Regions from separate parts of the Mus musculus genome. Here regions 1 and 3 are each linked to region 2. A link is a loop called in an ENCODE intact Hi-C map of the cell type or tissue named here. Cell type or tissue: heart. All regions are shown on one strand.

Region 1 (8,000 bases), 470 kb after region 2:
GACAATCATCATCATCACCACCATCATCCTCATCTTTACCTTCCTCCTCCTTCCTTCTTTTTAAAGCAGGGTGTCAGGCTGGCTTCTAATCTTGCTCTATATATAGTATGTATGAATTTGAACTCTTAAAAAGTTTATTTTACTTTTATTTTGTCTGCATGTGTGTCTGTGCACTACATAAGTGTCTGTTGCCCACTGAAGCCAGAGAGAATGTTGGAAACCCTGGAACTGGATTTACAGACAGTTGTGAGTCATGCCATGGAAGCTGGGGATCAAATCTCGGTTCTCTGGAAGAGCAGGTAATGCTCTTAACCTCTGAACCACCTTTCCAGCCCCTGACCTTGAACTTCTGACCCTCCACCTCCCAAGGTTATAGGCAATGCACTACCACACTGTGTTATTGTGATCCTGGGACTGAACCCAGGACTATAGGTGAGCTAGGCAGACACTCTACCAATTAAGATAAATTCCCAGCCCTGAACTGGGGTTCTTTTCACCATACAGAATTGTGTGAAGAACAAATGCCAAAGATGTTTATTTCACAAACAAAAACCACAAAACACTAAAAAGCAGAGTGAGCAAGGCTGACCACAAATTCGTACATGCCAAAAGGTATCAGGAAGTTAAAAAAAGAAAAAAAAAAAAAACGTGCAGGCCTTTAATCCAAGCACTCAGGAGGAGGATGCAGGCAGATCTCTGAGTTCTGAGTTTGAGTCTCACCTGGTCTATAAGAGTGAGTTTCAGGACAGCTGAGGCTACACAGAGAAACCCTGTCTCAAAAAACAAACAAACAAAAGAAGAAGAGCAATAACAACAACTTACACTAGGAGACAGATGATAGCTATAGCATATATAATTGGTTAAAAACAGGACCTAAAACATACAAAAATGTCTCCTTGAGCAAAATGCAAACAAGCTATTTCAAAGCAGAGGCAACACAACAACAGATAAAGAGCATAATCTCATTAAGCAAGTACGGAATGCCAATTAAGGGCTCAAAGCGTTACTCTGAAACCACCAGAAAGACAAACACATAAAAGTCAGGGCAGGAGCCATGGTGGAGAGGACCAGGAATGATCAGCAAGGCAATGTACACACACTGGCAACTGACTCCAGGAACGCAGTCCTCCTGCTAGGAAGCAGAAATGGGAAGAACAAGATTATAGGATAAGGAAAAGGGAAATATACAAAGTTCTTGACTGGTACACAGGGCAGAACAGTGTATTTCATGGAATATAATACAGAAATAAAAATGTACTATGGTGATATATAATACTACTGAATCTTAAAAATAAATTATAAGATATAAATTTATTTTATAAAGCTCAAAAATAAACAAAACATATATTATAATGAAAGGTTTTAAACTCTGCAATCAGGGCCAGAGGCACGACCCAACAGCTAAGAGCAGGGTGCTGCCCTTCCAGGGGACCAGGGTCCCAGCACCCAGAACCAGCAGCTCACACTGCTCTGGAGCTCCAGCGGCAGGGGATCTAGAGTGTGCAGCCTCCATGTGCATCTGTGCTTATGTGCACATGCTCACATACATATGCAAACTTAAAGATCATAGAAACGAACCTTGAAAACAAAAGAACCACTGTAATAAATCAAGCAATGACAAAAGGAAATGTCTCTAAGAGCAGAGAGAGGAGAGATGAGCAATAGGTAAACGGAATGGTGCTGGCGACAGGCCAAGCTAAGGAAGCTTTCAGTGTTCATTTTATCTGTATTCTTCACAACGTCTATGTGTATATCTTTAATTTTTTATGTAATTACATTAAAATAAGTGCTATTAAATAACCAAGTTCACATACTTTGGTCCTGAAAGCCAAGAAAATGGCTGGAATAGGGAGCGCTAAAACCATGTAAGATGGTTGTTTCAGAACTAGAGGGTAAGCAGCCCCTGACAGACTTGCCTGCAGACAGAGCACGTCTGAATAAGGAGGCCATTGTCACCTTTGAAGGCACTGGCAGGCAAAAACTGGCTACATTTCTAGTTTAAGACTTTTCACCTAGGAGTGAGCCACACTATGAAATGGATCAAGATGAGGAGCTTAACTGCAGAGACTCTCCTCCCTCCCACCCGGGACTCGCTCGCTTCTCCTCTTGGTTTTACTGGATGAAAAACCAGAGAAAATACAATCCCAGGTAATAGATATAAACAGCTAGAGAGTGGGAGCGACAGGAGAGCCACAAGGAGCCACTCCAGACTATAGAAATAAACTTTGCCCCAATCTCTGGGTAGCCCTGAACTATAAAAACTGTATGTGGTATAGGGCATGTGCCCCTGGAACATAAATATGGACAGGGCTTGTGACCATTTTGATACAGTGTGCCTCATGCGTCTAGGCCTTAAGTTTTAGTCTTGCCCATGAGAACATGGACTCAGACTGTGAAGCCACCAGAAAGTCACAGCCCTGAGAGGTCGCATCCCCACTGGGCCTTGCCCTTCAGCACACCCTCTAGTCATCTACTAGATAACCAATGGCTGTCCTCCACCAGCAGCACATGACACAGGTATAAAGCCCAGTTCCACCTGAATGCCTGACACACAAACTGTGAGGTCTAAGAAAACAGAGCTGCTGCTTAGAGCAAGAAACAGAGAACCAAACTATCGGAATCCAAAGTTCACAGACAGAAAAGACTAGGTAGCTATTATACTAGAAAAGAGCTGGCATACTTCTTCAATAATAAATACAGTGGATATTACAAACACCAATCTCTATTCACAATTATGTTCCCATTTTCCATGTAAGTTTTCCTTTTATTAACAGAAGAAAAAAAATTCAACAGATCTGTGTGTGACTTAGGTAAATCAGCAGAACACTTCAATGGCTTCACTTAAAGAGGACTCTGAGATTCACTGAAAACATTGAAGCCGGTTTCCCTGAACCCCGCCCGACTATACTCCTGAGGGTTTACAACAGGCAAGCAGGCTTGTGGCTCTGAATGAAGAGTTAATCCAAACAACCAAGTCTTCCTTAACTGCAGGACAACTTCCCTAAGTTGGAGCATTTTTAAATGCCCTCCCTCTTAAGTTGGACACATCCATCTACTTTTCTACTAAAGCCAGGCCTGCAGATCAGGAAGCCAGGGTCCTGGACTTGCATTTACAAAAGTGTTCTAAAAGAAAACTTCCTCTCTGAGCACTTAATCCTTTCTTACAGTCAGCCCGGCAGCTTCACTCCTGGGAAGAAAGAACGTGGGAGTGGAAGCAGGTGCAGGGGGTGAGGGGGTGAGGGGCGAGAGAAGCCGCTCCCGCCACTTCCTGTGGGCAGTGCAACGGAACCTGCATAAGCATCCTGAACAGAATCAAGTGCCCTTACCCAGGCCGCAGAGCCCAGCGCGCCGTTTAATTAGCCCCTTCCACTTAGCTGCTTTTGTCTCAAATTATGAAAAAGTGTTTTGGGATCCCAGCTGAATCTTTTGTGGCCTCCTGATTCAAACACAAGAAAACGTCCTCAGTGCTAAGCACTAATGAATAGGAACCCATATTCAACAAAACTGTTACAGGAATACATTTCTCCTCTCCTAAAGTTTCAACTCTAGAGAAATAATGCTGTCCAGTTACCAGAGCAAGGAGAGGCTGCAGGGCTAAGCCGTACAATGAAGCACAAGATCTGGGTCGGAAGTGAAATGAGCACCAGGGTAGGAAGTGGCGCTAACATTCAACACTTCTCACCGAGGCCTTTCCTCCCGCTGAAGGCAGACGCACCATTGAGAAAATCATATTTAAGGGAAAACTGCTGACAGCTCATCAATTGATTTTCAATGAAAATGCTAAAAAAAATTAATAAAGAAGTTAAGCCGTTGAAATACAGTTTCACCAATTAGCTTAATGTCAGAGAATTCTAATTAGGCGCCTTGAGATTGCTATTTAGTGTTTAAGCCTTCAGAGTGCCAAATTCTCCTTTTCACACAAACTGGTTGCAAAATTAAAGACATTAGGCAGCCTTAATTACATTATCAGAACAGCTGGGATTAGGCAATCTCTGAAGTCAGGCCGGCATTCTTTTGTCCCTGGATGGAAATCCCTGGCTTTCCAGGGTGCTGGGTTTGGTGCTGTTCCATATCTCTCCCATACAAAGCAAGCTGCCTTAGAAACAAAAAAATTGCAGACAAAGAACTGAGTAACGTGCAACAAATAATGAACACATTACCAAAAAAGAAAAGGTAGGTGCAAAGATTAAGCCTGAAATCAGTAGGTTTTGCTAACACCTACTGGCAGCCGGCCTGGCAACCCTCTGGTGACAGTCAGACTGAGGGAAAGCTCACTGGGCCAGTGGAGACAACTCTGTTATCTAAAGCTGAAGCCCATTTCCCGGCCTCATCCCACGGGTGGGCACCAGTAGCTATTGTTTTTACACATTCTTGCCAACACAATACCTGCTCTGTGCTTACACTGTTCACTAAGCTATGTTTTCTTGCTCCTGGGAGTCCTCTTTGTAACTCTAATTTCTTAAGCAACAGGATATCCTCTCTACACTCCTCCTGACTCCCTTCTGTATTCCTTGAAACAACCCATTTTTTAAGGACTCACTAAACAGCTTGGTTTTTTTAATAGAAAGATAGTGGAAATGAGGATTAGTAGCAGGAATACCATGAATCCCTTCAGAGTGAGTAGTTGCTCTGCTAACCTTTAACCAAACAGCTTCCCCAATTCCCAACTCTTCCCAAGCCCAAAACTGTTCTAACTCCTGAATTCTAATTTTCCAATGTAGTCGTGGGGCTAGAAAGATGGCTTAGTGGGTAAAGGTACTTGCTGCCAAGCCTGATCAATTCCCAGGACCCACATCATGGAAGGAGGGAACCATTCTGCAAGTTATCCTTGGACCTTCATGATACACACACACACACACACACACACACACACACACACACACACACTCTCTCTCTCTCTCTCTCTCTCTCTCTCTCTCTCTCTCTCAAGTAGTAAAAAAAAAAAATCAGTCTTAGCTGTGGAATGTGTTTTCCTCCCAGCTGGCAATCCGTCCCCTGGATCACCGCTCTCACCTCCCTGGCCAGCCCATTCTTGGCCCAAACCTGCTCTGCAATTGAAAATCCAGTTCATACCACATGTAGAGTGAACTCCAAATGTGTGGACTCTGGCAAGCCCATCTCTGCCCAGCTGATCAGCTCACACTGCTTTAATAGATGAGCTGGGGCTGGAGAGATGGCTCAGAGGGCGAGACTTTGTTGCTCTTGCAGAGAACAGTTGGATTCTCAGCCCTCACACAGGGCAGCTCACAGCCACCTGTGACTCCAGGGGACTCAAGGCTTTGCGCCTCTGTGGGCACCTGAATGTACACACAAGTGTGAGCAGGTTCTCTCTCTCTGTCTCTGTCTGTCTCTGTCTGTCTCTCTCAATCTCTCTCTCTCTCTCTCTCTCTCTCTCTCTCTCTCTCTCTCTCACACACACACACACACACACACACACACACACACACACACACACACCTCCTCCATCTGTCTGTCTATCTTCCTCCTGTATACCCAGCACCAGCGCTGAGGAGTAAGCCAGGAACAGAAGGTGTCTAAGAAACATTTGTTAATTGAGTAAATTATATCACCTAAAGCCACGCTTCATTTCCAACATTACAAGGAACAGGGGTAAACATCTCAACACAAGATATAACAACACATTACAGGAATATTTAGAATACAGACTTTTCTCAGTAAGAAAAAAAAAACTAAGTAACGCGTGAAAAATTATACTTCAAACTACACACAGATTCTATTAGATTGGGATGTGGTCATATCTAAAATGACAACAAAACTAATTTTATCAAAGAAAATAAAATTCTTCATGAAAACCATTAAAGCACCTGTCCTGCCAATTCCAGTCGTTTGTTGCCATAATAGTCTCTGTCATCGACCTTGTTATCTCCTTGGGCCAGGATCACCCTTCGCACCATCACTGCAGTGTAGATACACTTAGCTCGGAAATTGAATTCCTTCACCTGAAAATCAGAAATTGGAGAAACATTTTGAGACGATGTATCCTAAATTAAAGTGCCTCGAGAAAAGAGTCACTGTTAGTGCATCCCAAAAAGCAAGCGACACACTGTTATAATGCTCACCACATTAGGAAACCCAGCTGTCTAAACCCCAAGAGGTATACAGGCTTTCCATCTCCGCATTTACTGCCTGAGCCAATTTCCCTTGATGATACAGTAACTGCTTCACTGCCCATGTCCTCCATGCTCCCCACTCAGCCACTGCCCACTGCGGACTGCCAGCCACTGCCCACTGAGGACTGCCAGCCACTGCCCACTGAGGACTGCCAGCCACTGCCCACTGAGGACTGCCAGCCACTGCCCACTCAGCCACTGCCCACTGAGGACTGCCAGCCACTGCCCACTGAGGACTGCCAGCCACTGCCCACTCAGCCACTGCCCACTGCAGACTGCCAGCCACTGTCCACTCAGCCACTGCCCACTGAGGACTGCCAGCCACTGCCCACTCAGCCACTGCCCACTGAGGACTGCCAGCCACTGCCCACTGAGGACTGCCAGCCACTGCCCACTCAGCCACTGCCCACTGCAGACTGCCAGCCACTGTCCACTCAGCCACTGCCCACTGAGGACTGCCAGCCACTGCCCACTGCAGACTGCCAGCCACTGCCCACTCAGCCACTGCCCACTGCAGACTGCCAGCCACTGCCCACTGAGGACTGCCAGCCACTGCCCACTGAGGACTGCCAGCCACTGTCCACTGTGGAAGCCAGCCACTGTCCTCTGTGGACTGCCGGCCACTGCCATCTGTGAAAGGCAGTCACTGCCCACTGTGGACTGGCCTGTGGTGAGTCCGACTGAGATATAGCAGAAATGATGCCACCCTAGGTCTAGGCTGACCCTTAATTACACTGCACTTTCACTACCTGTCACAAGCCCTGAGTCTTCAGAGGGCAAGCCCAGGACACTGTGGAAAAGCAGTGCATTCTGCTATGAGTGAGAAGGCAGGGTGGAAACTATCACAGGACACCACTCTCTGCTACCATCTGCAACTTCATGACAGGCCCACGACAAAAATCCCTCTCTCTTTGGGTAAAGGCGAGTGAACACAGACCAAAAGATACAACACAGTCACACTCTGCCACTGAGGTTTGAAGCTTTTTGTTACGCAATGATAATAAATAGTTTATATTCTCAGTATTTACAAAACTCTGTTGCATTTTATTTTCCTGATCTTAATGTTGGGTAAGTTGCATTGATCATCTAACTCTTCTGGCTGTTTAATAACTGATAATGGTTGTTTTGCTTATCAATGAGAAAAATAAAGATTTTATCAATAATATTTTTAATCTTCAACAAAGCCCAGTTCACACTCCCCTTTCACATACATAAATACTAGTGGACTTAGAGGCAAAAGTAAACATAAATATTCATAGCAACCATTCCTGCTGTGCTGTGTAACTCATTTTACCCACCTCCCCTAGAAACCCAACACTAGACCTGAACTGAAATCCCTTCTGAGCACGGGGCTAATGTCATAAAGAATTATATGGGAAGCGGGATGGCTCAACTCTAATGGTTGACATGACTTGTGGACAACTAACAGCAGCTGAGACTATGCTTTGGGGGGGGGGGGGGCAGAAACACAAATGACCTGAAGTGAGCAAGCTCTAAAATGAGCACAGCGTGCTGCAACCAATGTCAACAGAACCCTGGGACCTTTTGGATCTCACCACTCCTACTGGTGAAGGCTTTCAAATCTGTGTATGTGTCACAGGCATCTGGGACTTGTGAAAATATATATGGCCAGCCTGAGGCTCACTCTGGAGCTTCTGGCTCCTGGGTCTAGGGTAGTTTCACGATTGCTAACTGGTTCCCAGGCAGCTGTCTAGGGGGTGCTCTTGAGCCTGGGTCTTGAGGAACAACAAATATCACTGCTTTACCTTGGTATTACCTTACGTTCCTTTATTGCTTCCAAAGTTTTAACTTGGATTTAAAAACAAAATCAAAAACCTGTCTTAAAATATTTGAAAACTGTTAAGCTTT
Region 2 (8,000 bases):
CCGTGACTTTGTTATTAAAGTATATGCAAATATGGAATCTCGTGTACTTGTGTTCATTTCTCATTTTGTTTGCTTGGTAAGAGATTGTTATGTGAGGCATGACTAGATTACAAATATAGAAGGCATGTGTCTGTCACCATTCTGAATGAAAGAATAGGTACTCTGACTAGCAGATAGTATCTTTCGAATTATCTGGAAGGCAGCTTTCCAGTCTGGTTTCTGTGTTCTCACATAATGGGTCTGTGTCTGTAAGTCAGCCCGTGTGAGGCAGCAGCTAAGAGTGTGGGTTCAAAATCAAAGCCTTCCAATTAGTAGCTTTGAGATCTTAGACAAGACTTTACCTTTCTGTCTTGAGTTTTCCAACTTAAATGGGAGGAAGGACAGTATCTGCTTCAGAGACCAGTTTCATGTGAAGTGCTCTTAGTTCTGTAGGGCATACAACTTCACCCAGTATGTGTCAGCTGCAGGCTGCATGTGCCCTGGGTTACATAAGCTAGCTGCCACTGTTCTCACTGTCACTCTTCTTGCTGAGCTGATTAGGCATTCATACTAAAGGTTATATTGACTAACTATTGGCTTTTCATTTTGCTGTCCTCAATAGTGACACTCAGTATAGTGGGGCATTTATGTATGACTCAGTATATAGGGGCTGGATCATAATAGGGCATTTGCCTAGAATGTGTAAGGAAGGCCCTACATTCAATCATCACTACCACATACACAGACAGACAGACAGACAGACAGACACACACACACACACACACACACACACAAAATCAGTATAGTTTTATTGTAAAGGTAACTAAAAGTATAAGTTTGACTTAGAAAACAGAAACATGTTTTTATATGACAGGCATTTTTAAAATATAAACTGGATAACAAATTAATAATACTTGATAGATTCCAACAATAAGAATGGCAAGATGTTCCAGTTGTCTTTCACTAATTCCTGATCAGTGTGGACCTGATTGTATTACACAGAGCTGCAAGTCATAGGCCTGAGAGTCATCACTGTCCAGGGGGAGCAGACTCATTGCTGATATAAACTCCTCTTGGCATAGGAACAGTTCGCCCATGTGGGCAGCTGGGTGTTGGGTGACATGTTCTCTCTCCAGAGATTGCCTGAAAGCTGCCCAAAGGAGTCACTAAAGGTAAAGAAGTCCGGGTATGAATCAGAGTTGCAGTTTGACACTATCTTGAATACGGTATTCTCCCCCTAATAAGCTGAATTAAGTCATCAAAGTCCTACCAGAGGTTGAAGTATTAAAAATATTTAAGCCAGGTGTGGTGGTACATACCTTTGATTCCAGAGGCAGGTGAATCTCTGAGTTCAAGGCCAGCCTAGTCTATAGAGTGAGTTTCAAGACAGCCAGGGCTACACAGAGAAATCCTTCCTTAAAATAAATTAATAACAATAATGATAATGATAATAATAATTGGCTTTCTTTTAGTTTAAGAACAATTTTATTAGAGTTTAAGAGAAAGCATAATACAGGTGAGGTAAAAATTCTGGCAGCACCAGGAGAAGAAAGAGAAGAGGTCATGTGTTTTAAATTGAGTGTGGACTAGAAGTACCGTAGATTGTTAGGAAAGGAAAGGCATACGAAGCAGCCAGCTTCCTGACTCCTTGCGTTCTTACTACTGCGCACTGAGAAATTGAAGGAGCCATGCTTTTGGATTAACTTGCAGCTTCCTTATGTTTTTCTCATGCCCTTAAAGCAGTGACTTTTACATGTACAAGAATGATAACCATTGTTTAGTTACTTTTCTGTTACTGTGATAAAGCATCAGTGCAGCTTATAAAAGAATTTAATGTGGGTATTTCAGACAGAGTTCATGATCACAGAGCACGGAACACCTGAGTTCTCACACCTCAGTCCATAACTGAGAGACTCAAGAGGGAGCCCAGGAATGGCAAGAACCTCAAAGCATCTCCTGCAACAAGGCCACGCCTCTTCATCCTTCCCAAACAGCTCCACCAGCTGGGGCCCAAGTATTCAAACAAGCCTGTGGGGACCATTCTCATTCAAACCACTATACCCAGTATAACTTTATTTCTTATAGAGACTTCAGAATTGTTTGATTTTTGTAGTTTTCTTTAGGAAAATATACATAGTAGTAGTCTCATCACCTGTTCCTCCTAAGGTTTTTTCTGAGTGTCAGGCCCTAGAAACGCACTGTAAGAAGATGGCAAAGTCTGAGCCCAGTCACTGGCCACAGTCAGTGTGGCTGAGTTAGCAGCTACTTTTGATCACAGTGCACAGGTTGTGTGGAGCCTTGGTGCAAGCTTCCCACACCATGATTCTCAGTTCTGCGTCCCTCTCCTAACAAGTGATTGCACAGCATGCAATTCCAAGTCTTGACTTTAACACCTATAACTTTCTTTCTTCCCCCCCTTTTTTTTTCAATTGTCTGATGGGGGGTGTGGGTTGGCTTTTGAGACAGTGCCTGAAACTAAACAAAACTGGCCTAGATTACTGTGTAATTCCAGGCTGTCTTTGTCTAATCCTTCCCCATGCTGCGATGTGACCACTTATTCCTTTTCTATACTTGACTGTAGTTTCCTTTTCCCAAGTGAGGATAGCACATCTTAACCATGAATCCCAAATTTTTGTAAGAAAGTGTGCAGTAAAATCCATGAATAGAGTGTTGATGTGCTAAGAAGGGTTATTGGACATAGATCACCTACTCATCTAGGTAGTAGCTGCTCAGTTAATTCCGGAGTAGCCTGAGGATCAGAACTGATCTTTAGGAGTCAGGACTCTGTTCCTCTAAAGCCCACAAAGTGTAAACCACACGGCTGTTTTCAGATATGATTAACATTCTGGAGTTCTTAACTGTGGATCAAGCATTGTTCTTAGCTAAGGACATAATCAGGAGCCTCCACTCCACATGAAGGGGAGGTGTCAACCTGAGTGAGAGACCCTTAGAAAGGTAACGAGGCGGGCTATCAGCCTAGGAAACACCATTTTCCTTGCTCTAACTGCATACAGCACAGGGTGGGCACAGGGGACTCTTTCCTGGGTAGCACTTCACTCTCATTGTGGTTACCACGTTAATGTGTTTCAGTTCCTGTTGCCCTGTCCAAGGTCCTAGCGCTGCAGTTCCGCATGCTTGGTGCTGAGGCGGCAGCCTGTAAATATTTATCTGAAGGATGGATGAAAAAGATTCTGGCTTTTGGTTGGCTGGTTTATGAGTGTGGGCATCACGAATAACTTAGAATGTAAAGCAAAAGGCAGTTTAGCAGTATTTGGGCAAAGTCATCTAGGGGTAAAAAGGATGAATGGCATTTAGGGAATCAGACCTGGTGTTTACCGCAGATGTGAGGGGTTTGTTTTGTTTGGACAGGTCAGGTTTCAAAGTTTTAAACTTGAGAATTCTGAATGGCTCCACATTACAGACAACAGGTTCTGATCTGCCCCTCCTCCCTGCCTCTTTCTCTCAACGAGTTGTAACGTTCTCTAAGGGACAAAGAGACTGAACCACCAGAGTTTGCTGAGACAGAAGCGCCAGGTGGCACTGGTGGCAATAGACCCTGTAGTGTGGCTCACTTATTCCCACGGGAGCCTGTACACAGTGTTCTAATTGGCTACGCTCGGGATGGAGGCGTGACTTCCTGCACATCAGTTTCTCGAGCTCTGATTGGTTACCAGCCAAGGCGAAGCCCTGCCAGTTACCTAGGATCTGTTTCCTGAGTGGAGAGGCCTGCGGAACAGGGTGGGAACTTAGCTCAACGCCCAAGGTCTCTCCGCTGTGCTTGGACTGCTGCCCACAGGTAAGCCACCCTATTTCTCCAGCTCTGGCTGAGCCTCAAGCCTGCCTACCGGGGTCAGGGTTAGCAGCTGCCCACCGAGAACGTCCACACAGGCACTCCACCTCGGAGCACTGAAAAAAGGAGGCTGCACACGTAAATAAGAGGCCACGGTAGCGGTCCTGGCAGGGCCCTTCCTCTGACCAACTTTGTGGTTCTTTGCCTACAAATTGGAATTCACTTGAAACTGTCAGATCAGAACTTAATTGGTTTTATTGAGAGGACTGTTTTAATTATAAAAATGTATTTCTCACCTCAGGATTGCTTGAGAGGATTGCATAAGAGAGCAGACTATGTGACCTTTTTAGCAAGAGCATCATTGTACATAGGACACAAGGCTAAGAGGACTGCCATTCTTAGGTGGGCAGCCTTGGGCAAGCTACACCTGCATCCTGGCCTCATCTTTAAGGGGAACTATGGTTTAATGAGGAGTAGATGTGAGGGCTTTGTTTTGTTTTTTAATACTCTGAACTACTATTAACTCGTTTAACATGATCTTTCACCAAGGAATAGCGTCCCCATGTTCCTGATGCCCACACTGCCCACACAGAAAGGTGATATTACTTCCTAAAAAGTCACAGCTAATTGGAGATTAATTCCAAGGCAGTGTAGCTGCGCTAAAGTAACTCACTTTTGCCCTCTGCATTGTTTCATAGCCTGATTTGTTAATTTGCTGTTATTGCCTTGTGCATCGTGTTCTTTGTTTGCTCATTACAGGAAATAACAGTATTCAGTCTCGGCTCTCCCCTGCATACACAGTCACTATGGGCTGCTCATAGTTCTTGCTAACGCCATTTCTGAAGTGAAAAAGGTGTGGGCCTTCCTTATTTTTTTTTTGTAAAGTCTGTAACTCTCAAGTTCTCAGATGGTCTGTGATCCCAACAGAAATATGAAATGTTTGGCCAGGAGAGCTAGTGCCTACCATCCTGACAGCAGCCTGAGCTTAAAACAAACAAACAAACAAAAAAACAAACAAAAAAACCCTACAAGTTGAATGGACAATTGATAAATATTACTATAAAGTAAAAAAACACACCGGGAACTGCCTGCCCCTCTCTTTCCCAGAGTCAGTGATGGCAGCCCATGAAGGGCAGGGAGACAGTTCATTAGAACACGGTGCTGCAAAGTGGGTTGTGTGGGATAGTGAAGCAGAAACGTGAGGGGTCACAGCCATCCCAGGTGGAGCATTGCAGTCCATGGTGCCGTAAACACCCTTAAAGGGGACATGGGGCTTCATCTATTCTGAAACATCAGAGGCATTTCCTTAAGAAAGTGACGCTTACTTCTGAGAGTTGATTGACAAAAGCACAGTCTTTGGAGACTATGTAGTGGGAACAGAGTCCGCCGGGACTGAGAAGTGACTGGTTTGTGAGGAAGGGAGATGGGAATTCAGGTGGCAGAAAGTCTTTTCTACAAATTATTGTATGTCTGTCCTAAAGTGCCACTGAGGTCTATTGCAGAGAGGTGACAGAATCACATTTTAGAAGCTACAGAGGAGTCCTAAATGGACTGACTGAAGCCCTGGAGAAGGACAAAATCGCTCAGGAGAGACTATAAGGTAAGAAGGAAAGCATATTTATTTGTTTGTACATTTGTTTGTTTTTCACTAGAAAAACTCATTCATTTCTAATGCTTTTAATTAAAATACAATTACATCATTTACACTTCCCAAGTACACACACACTCCATTATTCTCTCTCAAATTCATGGTCTCTCTCATTTCTTTAATTATAATATTTTGGGTTTTTTTTTTTTTTAAACAAGTTGTTACTTTACAGTCCAAACTGGCTTAAAAATACTCTAGGTAGACCAGGCTGACCTAAAACTTATGCGTCAGCCTTCCTAGTGCTGGAATTTCAGGCTACCAAGCCTAAAGATGCACCTGTAGAGGAGACAGAGAAGGGGTGGCCAGAGGGGAGTGGTGGGGAGAGCAAGAAGAGGGGAGCACTTTGGAAGTCAGACAAGAGACTGTTTTGAAAAACAAATGGTCAAACGCTGCTGGATGCTACAAAAGTCCAGAAAAGTAGGAATTGAAACTACTCATTAGCTCTGATAGCAGGGAAGTTGCCTTTATTGAGAGTTGTGAAATAGAAGAGGAAGGAGAATCTGCATGGATCAGCTAAGAGGACAGAACAAAGGAGACGGAGGGGAAGAGCAGTGATATCAGAAATGCAGAAAAAGAGAGGTGGGTGCAACTGTTTAAGGCATAAATGTGAATGTGACCTCACTTGATTATCTTTATTGCTCTTTATAGATTATGTGTTGGGTGGGGAGAGTTGGCCTTTCTTAATAAGGTGAAAAGATATTTAGGGGTGGTGGGGAGGTGTGTGCCAAAGTGGTGCATGTATGGAGGTCGGAGGACAACGTGCAGAAGTCAGTCCTCTCATTCCATCACGTTCGTTTCTGGACTAAAGTCAGAGCAGTAGCCTTGGCGACAGCACCTTTACCTGCTGCCTGTCTTGATGGCTTTTCTTTCATTTCCTTGTTGACGTACAAAGTCCCAGGATATGGGCAGAGTCCATTGAAAATCTGTGTGGAGGAATCACTACTCCAGCTGCTGTTGACGACGTGTGTGGGCGGGGCCAAGACATCAGCATTATGGGAGTTGGAGGGAGCGGATTTCAGCCCTCACAAGTGCCTTTGAGGGGAATCTTGGAAAGAAATACAGAATGTGACAGAAGCAGGATTAGAGATAGACGCCTTGATGTGACTATATCGTTCGGTCACCAGATCAAACTTTAGCAGATGTGGACTTGCTTCCTGCCTGGATGACTGGGGAGTGGTTACTTGAGGTGAAATCCATTCTTGGTGAAGATGATAGCAAAGGATGCGGAGGGTCACATAAACTTATTTGATAAAGCAGTGGGTCTAAGAGGCCTGGCTTCATGTTTAAAACAATTCTGTTTGAGGAAAATGCTATCAAGCAGCACACTTATTGTCTTATTTTAAGAAATTGGCTGGTAAGATGTCTAAGCAAGCAGGGTACTTGCTGAGCCAGCCTCATGAGTTCAATCCAGAATTTACATAAACGTGCAAAGAGAAAACCAACCCTACTGAGTTGTCCTCTGACTACCTCAGGTGTGCACCTCTACACACACACACACATGCATACAAGTCCACTGTGAATAAATGTGCCTTGTTCTGACACTTGCTACAACATGGACTTTGAAAGCATTACACTAAATGGAATAAGCCAAGCATTTTAAAAATGTGTTGGATGGTTTATTTCACTCACATGACCTATCTAGAAGATACATGGAAACAGCGGAGTAGAGCTTTCCAGGTGTCGTGGCAGGAGTGAAGAGTTATGCACCCTGTTTGATGAACATAGAGTTTGTGTTTGACAGGAAGTCTTATATGTAGTGGTTTATAGTTGTACAGTGTTGTCAAAGTCCCCTATGCCACTGAACTATATACTTGATAATGGTCCAGATACTACCATGCCTTTATTAACATCTTACCATGACTTGTTAAAAAGTGACAACTCTAACTCATGCCTGTGACACCAGCCATTTGGGAGCCAAAATAGATGGCACTACAATGGAAGATCTCAACCTCTGTCTCCTCCTCTTCCTTCTCTTCCTCCTCTTCTTCCTCTCCCTCCTCCTATTTCTTCCTCTCCCTCCTCCTTTTTCTTCTTCCTCCTCTTCTTCCCCACCTCAAAAAAGTGATAACTACTAAAAATGAATCAAAGAATGGAATGCCAATTCTAGAAAAACTAAGTTGTTTTCCTTATATAATAAAAGTTTACACATGTTAATTTTTATGATGTATCAAGGACAAAAAGGCAAAGAGAAGAAAGGCTAAAAATAACATATAAGCCAAAGGTCTGCCTCAGTGACAAAGGTCTGCCTCAGTGACAAAGGTCTGCCTCAGTGACAAAGCGCTTCACCAGTGAGTTGTTTTCCACACTGCAGAACAACAGAAGAATCATTTCTATGCTGGTGCTCTCTTTAAGGGGGGGGGGGGCATCTGAGACGTGGTTTCATGGCTGTAGGTGTAGGCTCTCCAGCCCTCTCTCTCGAATTCCAGAACCTTCAAAGGGCACACATGAAATGCAGGCAGACAGGTGCTCAGCATATAACAAAACTGCAAATGACACAGCTACTCAACAGTAAGAGCTGCAGGCAGCACACCCATCCTGAATGGTGTTCCTTCCACCTTCTCCAGCACTCTAACACCACACTTA
Region 3 (8,000 bases), 57 kb before region 2:
AAAACATGCTACAGAGGAAAAAAATCACAAATATTACTGATATGCTGTATATAGGACATAGCACGTACTAAATGATCAATAAGTTGTAGTTGCCATTAAATGACAGTTCCCACCCCCACCCCCCGATCCAAATGTACTAAAGTCACGCTCTATGTGCCACTAAAACCCTGTTGTATTTGAGGAATGCACTCTTGATGTGCTTTTATAACAGATTAATTCTTCAATATTAAAGTTACAGAACCACCTACGCACTGTTTAAAAATTTATCTTCATTGAATGAACAACCACATAAGCAGAAGCCAACACTACACAGATCAATTTTCTCTTCCTACCATCTCATCTGGATGCTTGAAAACAGTTTTTACATCTTTAGACACAGTCTGCTTCCTTTCAAACTGCTGAAAACAAGAGACTGTATCTTAAAAAAAAAAAAAAAAAAACAAACAAAAATAGAGTCCTGGAATACAACACAATCCAAGTGGAGACACAGCTCCATTCCCAGGCCTCCTGCACAGGTGCTGAGAGACTCAGAAGGTCCCGGGAGTGAGCACAGAATAATTGTGCCTCTCTACAACAAGGGACTACGTGCTAAGTCTCTATGGTTTTCCTGCACATACTTTCAAATCTTTCTGAAGAAACTGAGAGAAAAGGGGAAGCTCCTACTCCAGCGGCCAAAGCGGAGATAGAGAGGACCATTCAGACAATGGCTCCCTACATTACTGAAGCTAGTTTCCTTCTGTCATTTGTTAGAGCTGCTATAATAAAGTGCTGCTTATTGGGCAGCAGGGATTGATTGTGTCAGTTCTAGAGGCCAGAAGTCCAGGCAGGCCTCCAGAGAGCCATGTTGGCACTAAGGAAAAGTCTGTCCCAGGTTTCTGCTGGTGTCTGCTAGTCCCTTGCTTTGTGGCTCGCTATAATTTCAATCTTCACGCATGTCTGTCTTCATGCCCAAACTTACCTTTTATTGGAGGGTACTTGTCACATTGGATTAGGGAACAGCTTAATAATTACCTCATCTTAAATTGATTATCTTTAAAGATCTTGTTTCCAAATGTGACCTTTTTCACAAGTAAAGGGGCGTTGTAAGAATTTGAAGGAGACACTGTAACTATCATTGTACTTTCCTCCTTTTAACTTTGCCAGACATACGGGTGCCCCACAACTCTTCCTTCATTTGATCCTTCATCTATTGATCAATGAACACTCACTCAGTTACACATGTGAAGATCTATACTGAGTATTGATGGCACACAAAAATAAAGTTGGACGCAGAGACCTTGTCCTTGAGAAGTTTCACTTCGAAGGGACACAGAGACTTTTTTATATAGTGGTAAGTATTGGTATTTATGAAGCAATATAGTTAGGTATTTTTTTTAAAAAAAAAACTTCTTTTCTTAAGATTTATTTATTTATTTATTTATTTATTTATTTTATGCTTATGAGTACAGTCACTATCTTCAGACACACCAGAAGAGGGTGTCAGTTCTTATTACAGATGGTAGTGAGCCACCATGTGGTTGCTGGAAATTGAACTCGGGACCTCTAGAAGTACAGTCAGTGTTCTTAACCGCTGAGCCATCTCTCCAGCCCATAGATGGGTATTATAAGAAGTTTTTATTAGTCTTTGTAACAAAGCCACAAGTGATGTATCACACATGTGCTTGGAGGGCCCCAGGAGGCAGGAGACGCTATATTTGTACTAGAGGTAAAGAATATTTTCAAAAATTAGGGAGCCTTTTATTTGGGTCTGAAGCTACAGTATGAGGAGACATACTTTAGTAGTTCAAAGGTTAATGTAGATCCCAAAGAGCATTCCTCTATCAGAGGAAAACCCAGCACATATAAAGAATAAGAAACAGATAATAAACTCCACTAGGGGGCTGGGGTTTTGTGGTTAGGTTTGCATGTCATCTCTTTGGAACACACCTGCTTCATTCAATAAGCGGCTGCTATTCTGGCCCTGGATGCACCGGCCTAGGACACCAGGTGTTCCTGAAGCTGAGGCAAGGGGTATCCAAAGCTCACTTTGAGGCTTTCCTGAGCTGCAAAGTGAGTTAAGGGCAGCCTAGATGCTTAATGATATACTGTCTCCATAAATAAATACATAAATAACCCTGGATGAATATATGCACATAGGTGATGCTAGGACTCAGGGATAAGAGCAAAACCAAGAGCCATCTTCAGTTACACAGCAGGTTCAAGGTAAGCCAGGGCTCCGCGAGACCCCGTCTCAACAAAAAGGGCATTGTATGTCTAAGGCATGGCCTGTAGGTTATGGCTAGGAAGTCTGGTAAAGATGCACATGTGGCCCTGTGTTCTCATTAGACTTCAATTGCTTTGATAAAACATCATGAGCAAAAGCAACTTGGCCAGGAAGGAAGGGGTTTGTTGCCGTTTACAGTTAATAATCCATCGTGGGGAGAAGTCAGGGCAGAAATTCAAAGCAGAAACCTGGAGATAGAGGGCTGAAGCAGAAGCCATGGAGGAAAGCCGTTTTGGTTCCCTGTGGCTTCCTCAGCCTGCTTCCATATACAACCCGCCTAGGGCTACCAGCCTAATGGTGGCGCCACACACACTGGTCGGGTCCTTCCACATCACTCATTAATCAAGAAAGTGCCCAGACTTCCCTACAGGCAACCTGATGGAAGTCTTTACTACAATTAAGGTTCCTCTTCCCATTTAACTTCAGTTGAAGAAAAAAAAAAAAAAAAAAAAAAAAAGCAAAGCAAAAAGCCCAAAAACCTAATCAAAATACCTTCTAAACTACACTTCATGTAATAGATTAGAGTTGATAAATTGACGATGTATCTACAGTATTATGAAATGCTGAATATCTGAGATCGGACCTGTCTTCTCCAGAGCTTGGGCAAAGGTGCCCGCCCCAAACAGTAAAAAAGGCTAACGGCGTGATTTCTGCTCCTTTCAGAGCAGGGGACTCCGATTAACACCTGATTGAAGCTGGGTGAGAGGCAGGACTGTGCCTCGGTTGCCTCTCACCCAGCCCAGCAATAACTCTCAGGGCACACGGAACTGGCTTCAGACCTTCCACACAACCCATAGGAAGAGCCCTGGGCGCGCTCCCGCGTCCTAGCCTCTTCTCTTCCACCGCGAGAGCGCAGCGCACGCGCGCCGTGCCCGGCAGAGCGCGCGCCCGCGAGCTCCCCGCAGCCCCGTGCTCATCCGGGTCCCCGCGAGCCTCGGCCAATGGAGGCGGCTCCCGGCCCCGGGAGCAGAACTATGCCTCCTCCCCCTTCTCGCGGCCTGTGGCCCCCGCGAGCGGCCTGGGGCTCAGGAGACCCGCAGAGGCTGCGAGTCCGGATCCCACGCGAGAACTCAGGTCGTGAGCGCCCAGCGATCGCAACCGGTCCCGAAGCACCGGGCGCGGCGGCGCACGCGGGGGTCTGAGCCAGTGTAGTAAACACACTTCAGAAACGTGAGGTGCCGGTGGTCACGTGGGGTGCATGCCGCCCAATGAGAAGCCGGGGGCGGGGCGGAGGCCGCTGACGCGGCGGAGTCACCCGGGCAGCCTCGGGACCGGTGACCGGCAGGCGAGCGTCCCGCGGCCTGGAGCTCTAGCCCGCGCTCTCCGAGCTCGCTGCCCACTCCGGGACGCACAGGCCGCGTCGCGCGGAGGCCGCGTGAGCTCGTGTCCGTTCGTGGAGGCCGCCTCGGGCGCGCCACCGTCTCCTCGCGGGTCGCCTCGGTTGGGCGAGGTTTCCGTGACGAGCCTCCCGGGGCTGCTGCGACCAGCTCGGGCCGTCGTGGCGGCTCGGGCCCCGCGCGCTCGCTTGCGCTCCGGGGGTCTCAGGCCCTGGAAGGTATGCGTGTCCTCCGGACGCTGGGCGCGGGCTCCTGAAGGACGTCGCGCGTGGATCCCGGCGCCTCGGCAGCCTCCATTCATCTGCCAGCTGCGCGCTCGCCACCTCCGCGCCCCGCCTCGGCGTCGCCTCCTCCCGTCCCCTCTCTGCAGCCCTTTCCCCACTCCTCGGGTGAGGAGGTTTTCTTGGAAGCGCAGGTGTCGGTTATGAGCCCGGCTTCCCTCCCTTGAAGCTCTCGGTAGAGGAAGTCGGGGTGACCCGCCGCGCCCCGAGCATGGGGGTGAACGCCGTGCACTGGTTCCGAAAGGGACTCCGGCTCCACGACAACCCCGCCCTGAAGGAGTGCATCCAGGGCGCCGACACCATCCGCTGCGTCTATATCCTCGACCCCTGGTTCGCCGGCTCTTCCAACGTGGGCATCAACAGGTGGCGGTGAGTCCGAAGCGCTTGGGAAATCAATCGATCGCGGTGTGCGCGAGTCGGGTGTCGATGCGTTAGTGTCAGATCTGAGATTTGGTTTTAGTCCAGGGACCGAATTGCCTACATCGTTAAAGAATTGTAGATGTGGTCAATATTAAATAGTACAGACTTAGTAGTAGAGATTATTGACGACCCTGAAACACTTTAGCTTTTACCGGTAAGTTATGTGTCTGTGTTGATGGGAACGCCTTCCCTGATTTGCGAGAAATAACTAGGAGGAGAATTAAACACTCCCAGATCATAATGGCCTTGATATCTTAGGCCTCCGAAAGGGTTGTAATCTTTAATGTTGACGTGTGTGTCTAGGTAACTCATAGTGTGGAGAAAAACCATTCATTTATTATAGCGGGCTCCGGATCCAGCTTTCTTCCCCCTTGAGGTTAGAGGAGGAAAAGCAAGGGAAAGAATTAGCTGGTTTCCCAACTCTCTCTCTCAACTCCTCCTTGTGGTTGACAAGACAAAGCACAGTTTTTCTTTCGAGGCAAAGTATAATCCTTCTAGGGAATTGCGACTGGAAGAAATCCTCCGGACATTTTGTGAGCTGTGCCTGGGAAAACAGGATAGACGATTGTGTGGCGGAATGAAACGAAAGCATTAGTTCAGCAGATAATATTGATAGCTTATGTGCCAGCCGTGTCTTTGGATATGAGGGATAGAGCTGTGAACGAGAAGTCTGCCCTCTTCAGGCATATGTCCAAGAAAAAAATACGTATGTAGTCCTTTTGGAGATGAGACGTGTTGCAAAGAAAAGACGAGGTAAACAGGAATAGGGATGGGGACACAATTTAAAACAATGTTAATTAGCTGGGGATGTAGCTCACTGGAAGTTACCACAGCTAGGATGTGTGGAGAAAGTGGTCGCCGATTTGAAGACATGGGATGCAGCTGTCTAAGGGAAGAACATTCCAGGGAAAGGTCCTGAGGTGAGAATGGGTTTGATCTTTGGAAGGAACAGCCAGCCAGAATGACGAGCAAAACCTCTGGGGGAAAGTACTAGGTGATGAAGTTATAGTTGTAACGGGGGCCAGATTCTAGAGCTTTATGCGCCGTCACTAAGGTCTGTGACTTTACCCCAGGAGAGTGGAAATGACTGCAGTACAAGGGTATTAGCAGAGAAGTGATGTCATCTAACGTAAGTTAGAAAAAAAACCTTCTTTGGTTGGGATTCTGAGAACGTGACTGATCGGGCATTGAAGCTGGATAAGAAGTGTGGACACCGCTTAGGAGACGTTCATTTCCGGGTGCAAGCTTGGAGAATGGCTTGTGTGGATGTGCCGGCAAGTTGGTTGTGGGGTTGAGCGGAACAAAAAGAGCTGTATTATCACAGTCAACAGGTGAAAACAGCCCTCGTGCCAACCGGCTGATTAATGGGCCTCCTGTTGTGTGTATCCATGCACCAGTTACTTGCTTGGCCATGAAGGAATGAGATACTGATAAATGCCATGAAATGTGTAGGTGAACCATGAGAGCATGTTAGCTGAAAGAAGCTGTCATAAAACTTCATACTTGATGATTGTGCTTATATGAACTATCCACAATGGGCAAGTACACAGGGATGGAGAGCAGGTTAGTGGTGACTTAGTCCTGGGGAGTCAGGAGGGTATCTCAGTGGGCACAGAGGTGATTAAAACTTACTGGAAGGTTTTTGTCAGAAAACCTCCATGAATAGCTATTAAACTGTGAGGGGTTTTGTTGTTATTGTTTGGTTGTTTTTTGGTTTGTTTTGTTTTTTTTTTGTTGTTGTTGTTGATGTTGTTGTTGTTTTTTTTCTTTTTTTTTGAGACAGGGTTTCTCTGTATAGCCCCGGCTGTCCTGGAACTCACTCTGTAGACCAGGCTGGCCTCAAACTCAGAAATCCACCTGCCTCTGCCTCCCGAGTGCCGGGATTAAAGGTGTGCGCCACCACTGCCCTGCTAACTGTGAGCTTTCAGAAGTCTACTTATCTCTTCGAAACTCAGCCCAGATGTCACTTTTCCCTGTGGTACCTTCATTACCCAGTGTAGGATGATACAGAGACTTCTGAGCTCTGAAACCACTTGCTCATCATTGCGTCTTAGACCTTCTTAGGAAGCTTTTGTAAATGAATATTTGGTGTCATTACTTGGTTTGGCTGCTGTAACAGAACACCTTAGATTGAGTAATTTACAAATAAAAGACATATTTCTCTCAGTACTAGAGGCTGAGAAGTTTGCGATCAAAGCACTGGTACATCTGATCTCTAGTAAGGGCATTTCACTTCGTAGATACATGCTCTATGTGCTCTTAGATTGTGGAAGAACTGAAAAGATTCTCACAGGTCTGACCTTGGGAATAATCACACTGGTGAGGGTAGAACTCTCCTAACTTGATTGTCCCATGATAACATCACTTTGGAGATTAGGTTTTATCGTAAGAATTCTGGGAATGGAAATCAACATTCAGACCACAGCAGGTGTAATATCACATATAAGACCTCTTCATCTACTAATGTACTAAGAACTAAATTTACAAATGTGCCTGCATACTTGCCCATTTTACTTTCTAGTATATGATTTCAATAAGAAACATGTAGATCAGCTGGGCAGTGGTGGTGCACGCCTTTAATCCCAGTACTTAGGAGGCAGAGGTAGGCGTATTTCTGAGTTTGAGGCCAGCCTTGTCTACAGAGTAAGTTCCAGGACAGCCAGGGCTACACAGAGAAACCCTGTCTCAAAAAAAAAAAAGAAAGAAAAAGAAAAAGAAAGAAAGAAAAAAGAGAAAAAGAAACATGTAGGTCATCTTCGATACACTTTACTAGTTTGATTATTTAACTTTATTATCCATATATTTTCAAATGTCTCTAGTCTACAACTTCTGTCCTTACATATATTACTGAAAAACATAGCACATTTAAATTAATTTAAATTTTAATTACCACAGTTGTTAGTTCTGTAGTTCTGTTCTCATTTTCTTAATAGACAATTGGATTTTTCTCTTTTTTGGGTCTAAGGTTTGCTAACTTTTTCTATTTTGCTGGTCATTACTTGACATGATGTAATCTCTTACACATCTGTAATCCCAGGGCTCAGGAGGATAACCTGTGCTCCATTGCAAGATGCTATAGAAAGAAAGGAAGGGAAAGGAAAGGAAAGGAAAGGAAAGGAAAGGAAGAAAAGCAAGAAGAGAGGAGGAAGGGAGAGAGGGTGGACAACCTCCTATAAAAATAATAAATAACAGTATTATTAAAAAGAGTACCTTTACAAAAAGCATGAGGTCCAGGGTCCACATAGTTTCATAGTTAGGTTTGTTGAGTGACTTTTCCCAGAGAGAGGTAAAGGAACATCTACTGACATCTCAGGAAGGGCAGTGACAGAACAAGGAAAGGCTTCTCTCCAGATCCCGCCTGTTGGAGCATGGTCAAATCAGACAGCATCCTCAGAAAGAGGATGGCCTGGTGAGGGTCTCATGAGCCTTGTGAGCCCTACTCTTTCTCCAGGAGGAATGGTAATAGCCAGGTCTTGTGAGGTCGTGTGATGGCCCAGTCTGATAACTCTACAACAGGGATATAGCCAGACCTAGCTCAGAGGAAGCAGCAGCACTTCGAGGGCTCTGAGAAGGGCTAAGTCACTGCTGTACAGGTGGTCCCTGAGCACAGCAAGAATCTAAGGAGACCACACTGAGCTTCCTTAAATAGAGCACAGCAGCACTTCTGAGATAATACACCTTAGAATCATTTCAAGAATG

What was found. A loop is a pair of places that touch in the nucleus more often than their neighbours do. Peaks named below come from ENCODE experiments on the same cell type or tissue, not always from the same donor. Only the 100,000 strongest peaks of a DNase experiment are listed, where the experiment ranks them.
Region 1: a loop joins it to region 2, with 2.1 times the contacts of the local background. A loop is called at or near these places in 4 of 42 quality-filtered maps.
Region 3: a loop joins it to region 2, with 5 times the contacts of the local background. A loop is called at or near these places in 2 of 42 quality-filtered maps.

What each region holds. Positions count from the first base shown.
Region 1 is chr10:84,653,905-84,661,904 of GRCm38, reverse strand. It overlaps Polr3b (polymerase (RNA) III (DNA directed) polypeptide B), which reads right to left. Exons shown (of 28, transcript NM_027423.2): 12 at 5,826-5,960. Among named protein-coding and RNA genes, the nearest start is that of Gm17249, 35 kb to the right of the region's middle. In heart, a CTCF peak has its summit at 3,656; DNase peaks (open chromatin) are centred at 4,054 and 5,124; H3K27ac peaks cover 226 bases.
Region 2 is chr10:85,123,737-85,131,736 of GRCm38, reverse strand. Mterf2 (mitochondrial transcription termination factor 2) reads left to right here and starts at 3,710. Exons shown (of 3, transcript NM_028832.3): 1 at 3,710-3,775; 2 at 5,251-5,369. It overlaps Cry1 (cryptochrome 1 (photolyase-like)), which reads left to right. Exons shown (of 13, transcript NM_007771.3): 13 at 1-37. In heart, a CTCF peak has its summit at 3,512; a DNase peak (open chromatin) is centred at 3,646; H3K4me3 peaks cover 1,800 bases; H3K27ac peaks cover 1,115 bases.
Region 3 is chr10:85,180,564-85,188,563 of GRCm38, reverse strand. Cry1 (cryptochrome 1 (photolyase-like)) reads left to right here and starts at 3,510. Exons shown (of 13, transcript NM_007771.3): 1 at 3,510-4,250. The coding sequence starts at 4,093. In heart, CTCF peaks have their summits at 2,557 and 4,713 (motif pointing left); DNase peaks (open chromatin) are centred at 2,543, 3,193, 3,443, 4,083 and 1 weaker place; H3K4me3 peaks cover 3,083 bases; H3K27ac peaks cover 1,919 bases.